Regions from separate parts of the Homo sapiens genome. Here region 1 is linked to region 2. The links are chromatin loops, found by intact Hi-C in ENCODE. Cell type or tissue: endothelial cell of umbilical vein. All regions are shown on one strand. Links, peaks and the distances in the headings refer to the core of each region. The heading gives the core; the rest is flanking DNA. Region 1 overlaps AGPAT4 (1-acylglycerol-3-phosphate O-acyltransferase 4). Region 2 overlaps AGPAT4 (1-acylglycerol-3-phosphate O-acyltransferase 4).

The links. Hi-C counts contacts between places; a loop is a spot of excess contacts. Peaks named below come from ENCODE experiments on the same cell type or tissue, not always from the same donor. Only the 100,000 strongest peaks of a DNase experiment are listed, where the experiment ranks them.
Region 1: a loop joins it to region 2, with 3 times the contacts of the local background. A loop is called at or near these places in 3 of 110 quality-filtered maps.

What each region holds. Positions count from the first base shown.
Region 1 is chr6:161,227,546-161,230,454 of GRCh38, reverse strand. The region is part of intron 2 of AGPAT4 (1-acylglycerol-3-phosphate O-acyltransferase 4); the gene reads left to right. Among named protein-coding and RNA genes, the nearest start is that of AGPAT4, 45 kb to the left of the region's middle. In endothelial cell of umbilical vein, for the core only: no CTCF peak of the experiment used is centred there; a DNase peak (open chromatin) is centred at 1,174; H3K27ac peaks cover 1,258 bases.
Region 2 is chr6:161,167,464-161,170,372 of GRCh38, reverse strand. The region is part of intron 2 of AGPAT4 (1-acylglycerol-3-phosphate O-acyltransferase 4); the gene reads left to right. Among named protein-coding and RNA genes, the nearest start is that of AGPAT4-IT1, 6.9 kb to the right of the region's middle. RefSeq lists enhancers at 262-556, 1,733-2,328. In endothelial cell of umbilical vein, for the core only: no CTCF peak of the experiment used is centred there; DNase peaks (open chromatin) are centred at 552 and 1,682; H3K27ac peaks cover 977 bases.

The DNA of each region.
Region 1 (2,909 bases), core at 237-2,736, 60 kb before region 2:
TCTCTATTTAAGCAGAATTTAAATTTAACAAAGCAATACTGATTACGCTTTTTCATTGAAACCTGCATTTATGTGACTTGCATACACCTATGGAGATTCCAAAATCTGTTAGTTTGCAGTGTGAAATCCTGTATGTTTCTACTGTCATAACCCCTACCCAAATTTCAAGTGGATGGTTACGAATTGGATTTCTCATTTGGAGTTAAGAAATAAGAAACAGGATTTGGAATCAGAGTCCACAAGAGTACTATATTTTTTTTTGATTGATGGTAAAGACTTGCTAAGTTTATGGCAGGATTGTGGAGATATTTTTCTCAGGATGCATTAGTGTATTTGTTTCTGGTGGAAATTAAGATGGGCAACAAATTCAGAAAGCAAGGCAGATTTTTATCCATCACAAATTAATTAAATTATTTAGAACAAACTCCAAATGAAACTCAAGAATTAACCATCTAAGACAACTGGCATCTCAATGCCGGGTGCAATGAAGGGTAGGTAGTCTAATGTCACTGAAGGACCTAGAAGCACCTCCATCCAGGTATACCCAGTGATGCTCTGTGCCTTCTTCCCCAGAGGAAGCACCTCCATCCAGATGCACCCCAGCAATGACCTTTGCCTATGTCCCCGGAGGAAGGCTTCCTAGGGCTTTGGGCCAAGCGATAGTGGAAGCATTTTTAAACAATCCGAAGCGGGAAGGGAAGATTCCTCCCTCTAGAGGAGGAGTCCTGGCTACTGGAAAAAGAGAATACAGTAGAAAGGGAGGGTGATGATCCTGGGTGGCTCGTGGGCACCTCATGGTGATAAGCCAGTGCAAACTATCCCCAGGTTTGAGAGAATCCTCGCCAGGATTCTCCGTTTCTGGTATCCCCATAGGTGTTAGCAGGGCTGTTCGCTTTTCCTGGTTCCTTTTCCTTGCTCTAAATAATTGACAGACTTCCTCTGTCAATTATTTCACAGTAACCAAGGCCATGTAAAAAGAGTGTTTAGGAAGCCTTGCTGGGCCACTGATCAGCCAGAGGAGGAGACAGTTTGTGGGGAATTCAGCAGCTTAACTAGCAGATGACTCTGCAGCGTCTATGCTGTAACTCTCCTCTGCTTCCCTCTGAGTTAAGATAGAAACTGTTCATGGCTTTAATTGTGTCTTCTGGTGTATGAGTCACTCTGAGCTTAGACAGTCATCAGCATTCATGATTTGCAGCTGATTTTCTAAGGAAACGGCAGAAAAAAATGTTTCCTTGAGACACGGAGCCCTTCCATCTCTGTGTTCGCTTTCCTCTAGCAGAGCTATGGCTTTGTCTCTTTTCTCATTAAATATTTGTTAAGAGCTTGGTGTGTTACCAAGTAAGTTCAAAGCAGTTACCAGCCCTGGCGTGGTAAAGCTCTCATGCAAAAGGCCATGCTGATACAAAAGACAAATAGAGACAAAACAAGCAGTAAAGACAGCTTGGCTAACAGCAGGACACACCGAGACACTGAGCAGAGAATTTTATTCTAGTGGCAGCAACCAACCTCATAAATAACAACTTGAAAGTAATGTAATCTCGATGGATGATTTTTAGAGGGTTGCTTTGTCTTATTTTTGCCTAGATTTGTAGGCAGGAAAGGCCAAGTCAGGCTGGCTTGGCATGCTGAAGGAGGAAGGGAGGATGGAGCCGGCTTCGTTAGGTAAAAAGAAGGAAGAAAGTTGGAAGAAGTGGGGTGAAGGGTAGAATTTCATTGCCTTTCCACTAAGCAGGATATGCCATTTAATCTCTAGGGAAAGGTGGCCAAGACTGGCTTTTTTTTTTTTTTTTACCTCTCTGACATTGTGGGTTTCAAAACAAAACAGAAAGATTAGGAGAATCTATTAATGTCAGGGTTAAAAAAAAAAAAAAAAAAAGGCAGGGGGTGGGAAGGATTGCCAGTGACCTAATTGTCCTGGAAAGGGCCAGTAAAATGAAATGAAACACAGTGGACACCACCACCCCACACCCCCAGCCCTGGCGCCCTGCGTCCAAATTCAGTGTTGCTGTGAACAGGCTCTATGAGCTGGAGCCTGCCACTGAATATTCCTGGACTGTGATGCTTATGGTTTTAAACGGCTGTTGGATGCACAGCTACACATCTTCCTTGAATGGGGAAGGCCACATGGTGGCAAGAAGGGAGTGAGAATTTGGAGCACCAGCCTGCAAAATTACACATCCTGCCTCCCCTGCTACAGGCTGCGTCACCTTTGGCGAGCCACAGAAACTCTCTGAGTCCAAATAACAGGGCCAATTACAATGGTTGCTTCATAATGCAGAATGAGATACTCCGTCTGAAAGTGCTTTAGAAATTCCTTAAAGCACATCAAATTTAGGATTGAAATTGGAATTTGTGTCCAGGGGAGGAGGAAGAGTCAGGGGGACCGGTGGTGGCGAGGGTGTCTTGATCTTTCTTCCCATTGGTTCATCACTTGGACAGGTAACTTCAACACACTCAGCTACATTTGAAGTAAAGGGGATGGAATAGAGTTGACCAAGATTCCAATAGTTTTCTAATAAAGGGTTTAGAATTTTTTATTTTCCTCTTGGGAAGTTGTTACTTCCTTTCACCACCCCCACCGCATCCCACACTTGATGAGTGTTTGCCGCTGTATTTGTGTAACGCTCAAAAAAGGAGAGTGAGCTCTATATTGCCTCTTACAACACTACTGCGTGTAGTGGTGAAAATGATATCTGTTTCTCGCTGGAATAATAATAAACATTTGTAACATACTTCAGGATGTGTAAGTCACTTCAGATTTGCTACTCGAGAAGGGATTTGGCAGTGGCCAGGAGGCCTGGCAGAAGTTGGTCTGCTCCTATCTGGAAGATGGGATCAGGGCCTGGTAACAGGTCAGGAACAGCGGCAGCAAGGGCTGTGCGTGCAAGAGGGTTGGGAGCTCCGAG
Region 2 (2,909 bases), core at 130-2,629:
GGGAGGTTGGGGCGGTAAAGAGGAAGTGTCTCTCGGTCAGGGTTCAATAAGAAGCTAAACCACTGGGAGATATGTAGACATCATCTCATTGGCCTTATTCAGCTGTGGGGGCTTGTTTAGCAGTCTCTGTAGGGAAGTTGTATCTGCATGTGATGCTGGAGCTTGCAGTCCACAGGGCAGGCGGTCAGGAAGGGGCGATGGATATAAACTGGGAGAGATCAAGATGTTGGAACCACCAAGCACAAGCGGGAGCCTCATGAGAATGGGCTAAAACTTGCATCAGTTCTTTTGCATCTGGCATTGATGGTGTGGATGTCCTGCAGAAGCTGGGATCTTGGTCACAGAGCAAAATACAACCACCTGGCCTGGGATTCAGAGAAGCTGGCGGGGATCCAGGGGAAGGAGGAGCAGTAGCAGGCCTAGCCGCTGCTTTGTGCTGAAGACGTGAATCAGCAGATCAGCAAAAACATGTGTGACCTACAAAATGGTGGTATTTCCTTTCCACCTTGCAAACCTCCCAAGAGTGTCTCTTGTGGTGCCCTCTAACCAGAAATATACAAGAAAGGGAAGTTTGGGAAATGTAGTCCAGGCCAGCGTAACACATCCTGAAGCTAGTTAGAGGAATTTTATATTTTCTTGTACATACTTCTGGGTTGTTTGAATCATTTTACAATGTGACTGTATAAATGTGTTTCTGTGAATTAAAAAAGAAGTGAAATCATTTGATTAAGAAAATGGGCTAGTCGTGGTGGCTCATGCCTATAATCCCAGCACTTTGGGAGGCCAAGGTGGAAGGATTGCTTGAACCCAGGAGGTTGAGGCTGCGGTGAGCTATGTATGATTGGGCCACTGCACTCCAGCCTGGATGACAGAGTGACACACCATCTCAAAAAAAAGAAAGGAAAAAACAAAAAAGGGAAATCAAGCTCTTTTATCCAGTGAGGTTCAGAGTTTAGTTGTCTAGTGAGCAGCCTGCTGAGGTGAGTGGGAAATTTGGTCTTCCCCCACCTGGTCCCAGCACCATCCCCTCTCGCTGTGCTGATGTAGTCACCCGCTAACTGGCCTCCCTATTCCAGTCTGTTCTTGTTTCAATCAGAGTGATTTTTTTTTCAGATGCAAATTGGATGTTGGTGTGTGTCTATTTAAAAATGCTCCAGTGGTTTTTATATTGCCTTTAGAATGAAATCATAAATCATAACTCCTTACTCTGGTAACCCAGAAGTCTCTGTGATGTTCTCTCTCTGGGTTTCTCTCCATCTGCCTCTGTCTCCTCCCCACCCTTCCTCTCCCCTTCAGTGGTCACAGAGCCTTTGTGTGTGATAAAATTATCAGGCATATAATAGTAATTAAAAAGCTGTCCATTTATTGATTGCCTGCTATGCCCCATGTCATGCTAGGTGCCTTGAGTCCATGCTCTTATTTAATATCCACAGCATCTCTAACGGCATTTACCTGTCCCTACTTTACAGAGAAGGGGGACATTGAGAAACATGCCAGAAGTCTCACAACTAGTAAGTGGCTCCACCGGGATCGGAGCCTGGATGTGTCTGACTCCCAAATCCATGAAGACAATATTCAGCAGCCATCCTATTAGCAGGCCTTTCTCCTTTCCCTGTCATGTTGTTTTGTGGTTGTGTAGCTGTCTTTTCCCTGGACAGTAAGCTGGAGGGGTGCCAGGATCTGATCTAATGTTTAATCATCTCCTGTATCTCGCAGAGTGCTTGAACGCATTAGGTAATCACGCGGCATTTGTTGAAAGCATCCATGTGCCAGGCTCTTGCTGAGTCTTGGAGTCGAGGCTAAGGTCGGGGTGAACCAAACAGTACAGTTGCTGTCTCGTGGCGCCCGTGCTCTATAGTAGGGGAGAGAACCTCACGCTGTGGTCACAGCTGTGATAGGGCTGTGGAGGGTACTGGGGAACATGTGAGTGGGGTAGGGGGCGGTGAGAGTGGCCTTAGGCAGGAAGGAGTCCCACAGAGAGGCATTTGGCCTGTGACACAAACGAAATGTGAGTCTCTTGGAAGCATCAGCTTTGTCTCCCTGACTCCCTGTGGAGTTGTGCTTTGGTGCTTATCTGTGGCCTTTGGCCAGTAATGGAGTAGATTGATCCTTCCCATCCTCGGGCTTGGAAAAACTCAGCCCAGCACTACAGGCATCTTCGTGCCCCATGGTAACAAATTGTCCCTCTGTCCCTTTGTCAGGCTGCCCTGCCAGGCTGCATGTTGTTACCCTAGCCCCCCACCCCACCACCGCCTTCCTGCCCCCACAACCAACTCCCAGGATGCGTCACTATTCCTTGACTTGTGCTTCTGGTTCCAGCAATGCTATGGCCTGGTGGGACAACTGAATGGGAGCTTGATATTTTCTCAGTTCCTAGAAATAGGTAGACACTTTTTATTGTTCATTTCTGGAGAAGGAAGGGGAGTGGTTTTCGTCGTTTTTAAGGAGACTGATAGCTTCAGTTTGCTGGGAACTTACAATGTGCTCTACGCTGAGCACATACTATGTGTTAGGTGCTTTATGTTCACAGAACCCTTTGGGGCAACCCCATTCCAAAGATGAAGGCACTGTCGTGTTAGGAGGTTAATTTGTCCAAAGTCCCGCAGTGCTCACTGCGTAAAAACTGGACTGTGATGCCTTCTAGAGGGCTCTGGTGCTCCACATCAAGCCTCCAGCTTCCAGCCTGGAGGAGAAAAGTTTCCAAGGACAGCCGCTTGAGCTACAACACTAGGCTTACTGGAGTCAAGGCCAAATCCACCTGCCTGTAGGGTAGGGATGGGGTGGGGAGGGAGTGAGTCCTCTGCTGCATGCATGCTTCACTAACGAGTGATTAAAAATGGGGGGCACATGGCCCAGTGCAGTGGCTCACGCCTGTAATCCCAGCACTTTAGGAGGCTGAGGTAGGAGGA